Linked DNA regions of Homo sapiens: region 1 is linked to region 2. A link is an interaction called in ENCODE POLR2A ChIA-PET data of the cell type or tissue named here. Cell type or tissue: endothelial cell of umbilical vein. All regions are shown on one strand. Links, peaks and the distances in the headings refer to the core of each region. The heading gives the core; the rest is flanking DNA. Region 1 overlaps WDR1 (WD repeat domain 1). Region 2 overlaps CLNK (cytokine dependent hematopoietic cell linker).

The links. ChIA-PET counts read pairs that join two places held together with the same protein. Peaks named below come from ENCODE experiments on the same cell type or tissue, not always from the same donor. Only the 100,000 strongest peaks of a DNase experiment are listed, where the experiment ranks them.
Region 1: POLR2A ChIA-PET joins it to region 2 with 5 read pairs; 1 of 35 experiments calls an interaction of 5 or more read pairs at or near these places.

The regions. Positions count from the first base shown.
Region 1 is chr4:10,093,479-10,098,852 of GRCh38, forward strand. WDR1 (WD repeat domain 1) reads right to left here. Exons shown (of 15, transcript NM_017491.5): 5 at 4,233-4,413. Among named protein-coding and RNA genes, the nearest start is that of MIR3138, 17 kb to the left of the region's middle. RefSeq lists enhancers at 802-1,572, 2,150-3,349, 2,754-3,243. In endothelial cell of umbilical vein, for the core only: no CTCF peak of the experiment used is centred there; DNase peaks (open chromatin) are centred at 483, 2,833 and 3,193; H3K27ac peaks cover 3,989 bases.
Region 2 is chr4:10,604,139-10,609,512 of GRCh38, forward strand. The region is part of intron 2 of CLNK (cytokine dependent hematopoietic cell linker); the gene reads right to left. Among named protein-coding and RNA genes, the nearest start is that of CLNK, 78 kb to the right of the region's middle. In endothelial cell of umbilical vein, for the core only: no CTCF peak of the experiment used is centred there; no DNase peak of the experiment used is centred there; H3K27ac peaks cover 723 bases.

The DNA of each region.
Region 1 (5,374 bases), core at 300-5,299, 510 kb before region 2:
GCCCTGCAGCCCGGTCCACTTAGTTGGGCTGAGGGGCACGAAGGAGCTACCCACCCAACTGCCTCTCCCGTCACCCGGGACGGGTCAGCTCAGTCACCATGTTCCCTGGAGAACAAGGACCATATGAAGGGACAAGAGGCTCATCCTAACTAACCGTCCTTGGGGCACCTACTGGCCATGTGACCTGGGCCAGGTCACCCTCCCTGCTGTCAGCCCCCAGTTTTCAGGAGTCAGCCATCAGCCCAGTGAAGAGCAAGGCCAGTCGACAGGAGGGGTGGCGCGTGCTGAAGACAAGGGAGGCGGTCCTGCATGCCCATCACAGGGGCATGGCCCAGGCAGCCACCATACATGCCAGAAGGGCTGAAACATCTGCTCTCTGCCCTGTCTTGAGTGAGGAAATATGAAAAAGAAAAACCACCAGAAACCTTGCCTGTTTTGAGCTCAAATTTTCCTTATCTATCAGGAAGGCAGCACTTCCGGTAACAGCCACAGCTGAGGTTTCCAGCCCTGCTTGGCTCCAGCCTCAAGTGGGAGAACTATGTGAGGTATGAGGTCCCCGCAGGGCAGAGGCAATGGAACAGAGGGAGCAGTGGCACCCCAGTGAGGGAAGCCAGAAGTCTTCCGTGCTGAACATTTTTCCACCTACAATCACAGCTTGTTAGATCTGGCAGTGAGTTCTCAGTTCTGCATCATAAGGCTGAGCCCCCAGGACGACATGCTGCTCTAAGTAACCATTTCATTAGACACAAACTATCCAGTGCACCACCAACTCCTGGGACCTAGGACATGCACACAGCTGTGAGCCACACTCCAGAGGGGGCGTGTGGTCATCCTAGACCACCAAACCAACTGCTCACCCGACCGGAGGAAGCGGATGGCCAGAGAGGCAAAGAACCTGGCCCAAGTAATGCGCATGGCGAAGGCAGACAACAGAGAGAAACTCAGTGGGGCCTTTAAACCCATCCAGGAGTACCTATCCCAGGAGCCTGCCTGGCATGAAGACATCCCCATGGGTGAGATGGGGGAAGGCAGGGAGATGGTCTCGCCACCCTCCCTTTTTCAGGCCACGGTCAGACCCTCTGAGGGGAACCTACCCCTGGGTTCGCAAAATGCCAGTGCTGGAGACCCGAGACCACGGTGCCCAGGGTCTCCTTTCAGAACCGTTCTCCTGTAACCCCGGAAGTTACTTCCGCAGGTCACCTACCGCGTCTTCAATGTCACTGGGTAGGAATGAGCCGGCACCCAGGCTTATTCCAGGCCAAATGTTCCTCCACTCCCATCTTCCTGGAGCCTCATTCAGGCAAATGAAGACCAAAGCTGGGCTACGGTCCCTCAGGACGAGGGGCACACAGGGAATGCTGCTTGCATTTCAGCTCAGGCACAGCATCATGGAGTTCTGCTTCAGCTTGTACTGAAACGCCTTCAGAACATGCCTTGTTCCTTTTCAAGGCAGCAGCTCCAACACGACCCAGCTGGTCCCTCCGCAGTCATACGCCAGTCCCTCTCCCACCTGGGTAACTAGGGAAGCACCTGCCACCCCAGCGCTGCACCCCCAAGCTCAGGGCAGCTTCCTGGTCCCGGCCACAGGGGGCCTCTGCAGGGAGTGGGTGCAGAAGGCGCAGATGAAGACAGGCCCGAGTTGCCACCACAGCTGCTCATTCTCAGGAGGCGAGGGGCGGCAGGCAAGGCCACCAAGGCCTGAGCGCTGGTGCGGAGGCAAAGGCAGCCCAGACTCAGCCGTCATGTGCTGCAGAATGAAAGATCTGGGGAAAAAAGACCACTGCTATGTGGATTTCACAGCAAGTGGAACTTAATTCCCTCTAAAATAAAAAATGCCCACATATGGTTTTAAAATCTTTTACTATAACAGGCTCAATTAATTCCTGAGAACTTCCACATCCCAGGCTTTCCGACCACATCAGAAGAGCCCACATACGGGAGGAAGCCCAGCGATGCTCAGCCCACCATGTCCTCAAAGCTGACTGTGGCTGGGCCTCATGTTAGCACTCACACCTCCTCTCACTTCCCCCAGCCTGCACGCGCTCCCTTTGTCTTGGGGTTGGTCATGGAGAGCACGACCGCAGCTTTCCTCTGGGGTCCGGAGGGCTTAAGTGCAGATACACACCAAAGTGTATCTGCAACTCAGAAGGTATTTGGGGGCAGGTGTGGGGTCCCTGAGCACCCTTCCTGTCCTTCCTATGCGTGGGCAGTTGAGTCCGCACATGTCTCCTGAGCATGTGGATGGTCACTGCTGCCTCTCACACCCTCCCTGTGGCTGAGGGTGCAGCACGCAAGGGTCACTGTCACCCTGTTTCCGGGAGGGCCCAGAGGCATGACTCACCCGAGGGGGGCACAGCCACCTAGCTCTGTGCCAGGCCACAGCCCTTTCTATTTCTCCCAGGTCCTCAGGCAGGGCCCATGGTTGTGGGTTCCACAAAAGACTTCAAGACACATGGTGGTACCCACCCTGGAGCTGGGCTAGCTGGGCAGACATTTGTACCCAACACTCCTGGGCCAGGGCAGTGGGGTGAAGTCCTTTCTGAAGTTAGAAAGGACAACTAAAGAGAAAGAATGTTCTGGACAAGTCCCCAAGCAAGCACACAGGGGCACAGCAGCCTGGTGAAGAAGACAGGCTCCAGCCCACCCCTGGAACAAACTGGTGCCCCTGACCCTGCTGAGCACCCTGTGCTGGGTTTAATGCACAGCTGCAGAGTGGAAATGATCCCTCCCAGGGCAGGCCAAGGAGCCCCCACCCACAGCCGGCTTCTAGCTACCACAGAAGTCTCTGAGCTGCTTCCTCCTGCCCTGGGCTGAGATGGGGTGTGCAGCTGACTCAGCATTACTCACCCTGCTCTGCAGTGCCTCCACCCTAGCGAAGAAACATGGCCTGAAGCCACAGCCTTCAATACAGCTCCCAAAATAGCCAGGTCTCCACTACCTACCCATTAGGTGGTAGCCACAAGAGCAGAGTCTGAGAGCTGCCGCGTGTTCAGCTGCATACAGGGAGCCTCCCTATGCTTTCACCTGCCCAGCCAGGCCCAGCTCAGCCTGCGGTTCCGTGACAAAATGAAGCCTGTTTCACTACGAACGGGGCATCCTTGGAAAGCCCCCTCCTGTACCCTAAGCCAAGAACAGTCTCTGGAAATTCTGCTCACTTTGTGGGTCCCGTCCTCGCCCTTTCCAGCTGCACTGCGCAGGCTATTTATGATTCATGGCATGATGTCACTAAAATGGACAGTGCTCCTCACTGAGCCACTTTAAGGACATGATCTCATTAATCCTCCATGAGGCAGACAGTGAAACCACTGACGGTTCCAAGAGGAGTCCCGAGAACTTGGTCCAATCTGCAAACACAACCTCCTCCAAGGACATCAACAGTCCCTAAAATGTGCATTTCCGGGTCCATTGTTCTTGTCCATCCTCAGCGCAAGCACAAGCGGGATGGGGAAAGCCAGGGCAGAGCCGTGGGGTTGTGCTGAGACTGGCTGCTGGGCTCCTCCCCTCACTCCTACAAAGCTGGGGCAGGAAAATGGGCATCACAGATGCTCCAGACCTGCCAGGTGGCTCTCCTACTTCAAATTCATAGTCAAAACCCTCAGATGCTGCTGGCCCCGGCACACCCCCGTCTTGCAGAAGGGAGAAGTGAGGAGGCTTGGCAAGGCCTGGGTGCCTAAGGCGGGGCGCATGCACGGCATGGGCCTCTGAGATGCTGCCAGCTACACCCAAAGCCTGCCGCATTTCTGGCACATTTCTTCCACAAAGTATCTTTCAGTCTTCTAACCGTTTGTCACTTTGCAGGCGCATCACTGCCCTCACTGTCTCTAGGAGAGACCAATCTGGATGTCCCGCAAGCTCCCTTCCTCTGCCACTTTGGTGGCTCAGCTAACAGCAGGCCCTGCAGGCTCCCCTCTCTAATGAGCACCTCCAGCCCCAGATGCTTGCCTGGTTACACGGTCAGGGACATTCCTGCCCCAATCCCCGACAGGCACACATCATCCTAGGGCAGGGCCCTTCCTTGTGGGAACCATCCATGCCCAGCTGAGGGCCTGGGGAGGACGAGTGCTGGGTGGGGGAGCCCTCCCTCTCTCTGCACACCCCTGGGAGCCCACTTCTGTGTATCATGGCATACGTGGCATGTGCTGTGGTCTCTGCCATCAGCATCTAAACAGGCTCAGCCTCTGCTAGCCTCATGTACAAACCACAAATTTCACCCAAAAAGTAAGTTCACTTACGCCAATTGTGAACTTGAACTTGAATGGGGGTCCCTCAAAGAATGCCGCGCAGTTATCATCGCTTCCCGTGGCCAGCCGGTATGGCCGGCTCTGCTTGATGTCCACGCTGTTGATGACTTTGTTGTGTCCTGTAATCTCGCCCACAGAAGAGCCACTATCCCAGAGGAAGACTGCTCCAAACCTTGACCCAATGACACAGGTGGAAGACAAAAAAAAAAAAAAAAAATCAATCCCAGAAGGCTGGTAAGCAATCTGATAGCTGAGCTGCCAGTGCACAGAGGATGGAGTGACTGTCAGCAGGCAGCTCAGAACGCCACAGGGACAAATGAGGGAAGCACTGGGGTTCTGGCTCCACAAGGCATTTGTCCAAAGGACCCAAGAACAAGATGGGGCAAGCCGGCGCCTTCGGGAAGGGGATGCATGTGTGTGTCTGTGGGGCCCCACGCCACAGGGCCCAGGGCTATCTTTACAGCTTCACCATTCTCCTTACAGTTCTATTGGGAGGGAACAGTTACCATCCCCTACAGGAATGAGATGCCCTGCTCTTGGCTGACATTCAACAAAAACACTGTTTTAGTTACTATTTGCTACTGAAAAAAGAAGGAATTAAGACCAACAGGAATGACTTGAGAAGCCATGGAAAAACACCTACTAGAACATGTACGAGAAAGTGCCATTCAGTGAAGAACAGACATGCCACTGTCAAGTTCAAGGGGTTATGGCCAGCCATGGTGCTGCAGGGGGGACTCTGACTCTCTTGAATTAAAAAAACCTGGGTTTCGGCACCAACCTCACCAGTCACTAGGCCCCTGAGGTCAGTAGCCACCCAGTGCCACCCAGCCAGCATCCACTGCCCCTCCCTCCTCCATCAGAGACCCTTGGGGGAGGTGCCCAGCTGGAAGAAACAGTTCAGCCTCCCTGGCAGCTTCATGGGGCAGCTGCTGTGAGGGACCCCGAATAGAAGTGCTGTTGCTCTTTCACTCTGTCCCCTTCTTGCTGCCTGCAGGTGGGCATGAGAGCTGGGGTTCTAGCAGGCAAGGCACTCAGGACGTCAGAGGAGATACATGAGTGCTGGGCCCTGGTGACAAACCCAGTGTGATGTGGAGTTCTACCTTACCTGGGGCTGCAGCCAGCCCTCACGG
Region 2 (5,374 bases), core at 269-5,268:
TTGATTGCATGTTCGTGATTATATTTATTCTCTAGGGCCCAATTCTTACCCCAAATGACGAAAGAATATCATAGTTGAACAACCAGTAGCATCAAGAAGGGCAATTGGTAATTGAGATATTTCAGCCAGGTCAGAAATGTGGCTTACTCAATTACAAAGAGGCAAAGCTGCAGTTCTAGAACTGTAGCCAAGTGATCGATGTCCATTTTGTTCATTCCATTTGATCCCTAAGCTGTAAGGGTGCCAGGTGTAAACTTCCTTCAAATTGCATATTCATGCACACGCTTCTTCTAAGCCGAGGAGATTTTTAGCACTCTCCTTGAGCAACTAAAGGAAGGTTCTGGGGTCATGATACACCATGGCCTAGATGCCAGTCAACATCCATGTGCTTGATCTGCCCATCCTGGAAAAAGTAAAGGGCACAAAAAGGCTTCTTGTCACAGCTTTTTTTTTTTTTTTAAGTTTAAATATGTGTGTATGGGGTCTACTCTTTCAAGTTCATCAAGCCCCACCATTCATTCCCTATTATCTCACATTTTTATATTAGGAGACTGCCCCCTGAAAATTTGAGCTGTAACCCTTCACATAGGAACTTGAGAGGGAAGTCCACTAATGAATTTCCAGCAATGAGATGTTTTAATCACTACTCCCCACCTATTCACTGCCTTTGCAGTTTCATGGTGTGATGGTTAATTTTGTGAGTCAACTTGGCTAGGCTATGGTGCCCAGTTGTTTGTTCAAACACCAGTGTAGACGTTGCTGTGAAGCTATTTCTTAGATGTGATTAATATTTAAATCAGTAGATTTTGACTAAAGCAGATGATGCTTCATAATGTGGGTGGGCCTCATCCAATCAGCTGAAGGCCTTAATAACAAAGACTAGGGTTTCCTGAACAAGAAGAAATTATGCCTCAAGACTGCACCATAAAAAGCCTGCCTGAGTTTCCAGCCTATTGCCCTGTGGAATTTAGTTTTAAGACTACAACATCAACTCTTACCCGGATCTCTCGCCTGCCAGCCTGCCCTACGGATTTCAAACTTGCCAGTTCCCAGAAGCTTGTGAGACATTTCCTTAAAATAAATCTCTCTTGCTTTCTCTCTCTCTCTCTACGGATACATATGTATATACAGTGACACATCGCTTAATGACGGGAATGTGTTCTGGGAAGTGTGTCCTTGTGTGAACATCGTAGAGTGTACTTACACAAACCGAGACGGTGGAACCTACTACACACCCAGGTGATACGGTATAGCCTATTGCTCCTAGGCTACAAACCTAAAGAGCATGTTACTGTAATGAATACTGTAGGCAATTGTAACACAATGGTACTTGTATATATAAAGATATCTAAAAATAGAAAGGTACAGTAAAAATAAGTTAAAAAAAGATAAAAAAGGTACACCTGGGTGGGGCACGGTGGCTCACACCTGTAATCCCAGCAGCACTTTGGGAGGCCAAGGTGGGTAGATCATAAGGTCAGGAGATCGAGACCATCCTGCCCAACATGGTAAAACCCCGTCTCTACTAAAAATACAAAAATTAGCTGGGCGTGGTGGTGCACACCTGTAGTCTCAGCTACTTGGGAGGCTGAGGCAGGAGAATCGCTTGAAGCCAGGAGGCAGAGGTTGCAGTGAGCTGAGATCACACCACTGCACTGTAGCCTGGGGACAGAGCAAGACTCTGTCCAAAAAAAAAAAAAAAAATAGAAAAAAGAAAAGAAAAGAAAAGGAAGTGGTATACCTGTATAAGGCACTTACCATGAATGAAGCTTGCAGGACAGGAATTTGCTCTGGGTGAGTCAGTGAGTGAGTGGTGGGTGAATGTGAAGGCCTAGGACATGACTGTACACTACTGTAGGCTTTGGAGACTCTGTATGTTTATTTTAGAAACATTCTTTTCTTTAAACTTAGCTTACTGTAATTTTTTATGTTATTAATATTTCAATTTAAAAATGTTGACTCTTGTAATAACACTTAAAACAAAAACACATTGTATAGCTGTACGAAGATACTTGTTATATACTTATTCTGTAAACATTTAATTTTAAACTTTCAAAATTTTTATTACTTTTTAAACATTTTTGTTAAAAAATTAAGACAGTAACACACACCTTAGCCTAGGCCTGCATAGGGTCAGGGTCAATGGCATCACTACCTGCCGCCCCAACACCTTGTCCCACTGGAAGGTCGTCAGGGGCAATGACACGCATGGAGTTGTCATTTCCTGTGATATCAATGCCTTCTTCCGGAATCCCTCCTCAAGAACCTGCCTGAGGTTGTTTTACAGTTAACTTTTTTTTTTTTAATATAAGTAAAAGGAGCACACTCTAAAATAACAATAAAAAGTATAGTCTAGTAAATATATAAACCAGTAACATAGTCATTTATTATTACTAAGTATTGTGTACTTTACGTAATTGTATGTGATATGCTTTTATATGCTGGCAGCACAGTTTTGTTTACACCAGCATCATCACAAACATGTGAGTAATGTGTTGCATTACAATGTTATAGCAGCTGCCGCATTACTAGGTGATAGGAAGTTTGCAGCTCCATTATAATCTTATGGGGTCACCATCATATAGAAGGCCCATCATTCACCTAAATGTTATATGGTGCATGACTGTATCTATATATCTATATCTATATCTATATATACACACACACATAGTTGATTCTGTTTTTCTATAGAGCTCTGACTAATACACATCATAAAGCTGTAGTCATTGGGAACAGCTTCTTGACAGATACAGGAGAAAAAAAATGTTTTTAACAGGTAGTAAGCATCTAGGTTGTTGCGGGTACTGCCCTGGGTGAGCTGATTTAATCGTCACAACTTCTTAAATTAGATACACATATTGTGCTGATGTTACAGATGAGAAAACCATGGTTCAGGGCTCTAGCCATTTGGGTCCTATAGTTAGACATATCTTGGTTCAAAACCTGTCACTTCAATGAACAGACTCTGTTGATGATTGGTAGTCCATTCTAGGCAACACTGGGTGTCTGAGGAACGGGGGAAAAGGTGCATCCATAGAGTTTCTGTGCTGATGGAGCTCACAAGAGTCGAGCAAGGCTTTGAGCTGGTTTCTGGTAAGAAGAACAAGGACAGGTGAGAAGGTCCTAGTAGGTTGCCGTTGCCCCACTGTGGCATGCTCTCTTTTCCCCCACCTGAGTCATACTGGAGTTTGAGCTGCCAGTGAAGACACAGTGGGTCTTGTTATCTATCATTTGGCCATAGTACAATCTCTCTCCTGATCTGGGTTGTTTCAATGAACGCATGCCTTGCTATCTTGCAGGAAGCTTCATTTGCTGGGAAGCAGACACTGATGATAAGGCATGATTGCAAACCCTACTCAGAGATTGTAATCCTATAAAGTACAGTATCTCCTTGTGCCTTTGCATGCCAGGAAACACAACCCACTGAATTTGGAGGCTGTTTTTGTCTTGCCTGGCAATATGTCTGTAGCACAAAGTTAGGGAAATGGCTCAAATAGAAGACAAGCTTCTATTCTGAAGCAGCTGCAGCATTAGGGACCTTGCTCAGAGGGTCCTATACATCTTGTCAGTGCCTCCCATTTATGGTGTTTTCAGCCACAATCCTGGACAATGAGTCCAGGGACAGCCAGCTGAATAGGACTGAGGGCTTGGCTGTGTGATTCAGATTTGAGCCCTAACTATTTTATCAACTCATTGTGTCACTGAACTAAATCACTTAACCATTCATAACTATAAGCCCTGGTTATTGAATCTGTAAAATCAGAGGGTGAGGCTGTTTCATGTTGTCCATGGTGGATAATCATGAAAAATATCCTGAGCAATTTACTGTACCTGTGTTAAACAGAGAGGAATAAGAGTGCTGAATCATTAGCAGCTGAAAATCTAGTAGAAGAGTCCCAAAAAATCCATGTACTTGGAGAGATGTGCATATGTAACATGACATGAGAACTTGGAGTGTCCTGTGCTTACCAAAGCCTCTTGATCTTTCTCCCGGACCCCTGCAAGAATTCCTCCATTGATCTCCTTGACACTAATCCCTTTCCACTCAAAGATCTTTTACAATTTTATCTTAGTTATCATTTCAACTCTTCAATTTTGTTTTGCAACCTACAGTCCACGCAAACTGAACTTCCTGCTCAGCTGAAATACAGCAACTTGAGATGCAGATTGCTCATGCAGTCTCCTCGGCCTGCTAGGCCCATTCCCTCTCTTCTCCTCCTCTTCTCCCATCTCTACATCTTCCAACTCTCCTTGGTCTTCTGGTACCAGCACAGATGCCATCCTTTCCAATAATCTTTCCCAAATGTGTCTAGGTGGATGTAACATGTTTCCTCTGTGAACTAGAATGATGCTTGCTCTCTCCTTAGTGAACAACAGCTGTGTTTTCTGAGCCCCCAGCTTCGTCTCGAACCTTTTGCCTCTCCTTTTGCATCCTTGTTGACTATTCCTAAAAGGCTCTGTGTCTGGGTCATGGGAACCAACTCCTTAACAATGACGAAAATTCTTTACTGAACTGTGTTGAAATCGGGAAGAAAACCCTCATGTTATTCTGAAGTCAACTATGCATTAAGTAGCCTCTGTGGGCTGGGGATTGCATTAGGCCTTGTCTGAGTCAGTTCGGGCTGCTATAACAAATTACCATAGGCTGGGGGGCTTGAATAGCAAACATTTATCCCTCATAGTTCTGTAGGCTGAAAAGTCCAAAATCAAGCTACCCTTAGAACTGGCGTTTGGTGAGAGCCTGTTTCCTGATTTGCAGAGAGCTGTTTCCCTGTGGTATCCTCACGTGGCCAAAAAAATCATCTCTCTTACATTTCTTCTTAGAAGAGCACTAATCTCATTCATGAGGGCCTCAAGGGCCCCACTTAACAATACCATCATTGGTAGTTGGAATTTTGACGTAGGAACTTAAAGGACACAAACATTCAGTTCATAACAGGCCTGGGTCACGTTAAACAAGACAGGATAGGTGCTGCCCTCGTGAAGCTGACAGCCAAGTGAGTGGGAACCAAGCCAATGAGCAAGGGGCTCTCATCCCCCCTGCTTCTCTTTTCCCCATACTCCTACCTTTATTTACTCCTGATTTGAATGGCTGCCTGGTTTCAGGACAGTCTACCTGGCTCTGGCCCTATTTTCCCTTGGTACTCAGCTCTAACAGCTGCCTGTTGGGTTCATACTTAGTCAGAACTCCTTATTGGTCAGGAGGTAGCCCATTCTCTGATCTCCTTCCAGTCCCTGGGGTCCACCTGGGCTGCATTCCTGTCTTCTAGCTTCTTCTGACTCACAGTAAGGCCCTCGGTTCTCCATTGAAATGGATCAGACTTTGGTTTTCAGTGACTGCCACCTGCACAGTCATCATTTGCATGCATAACTT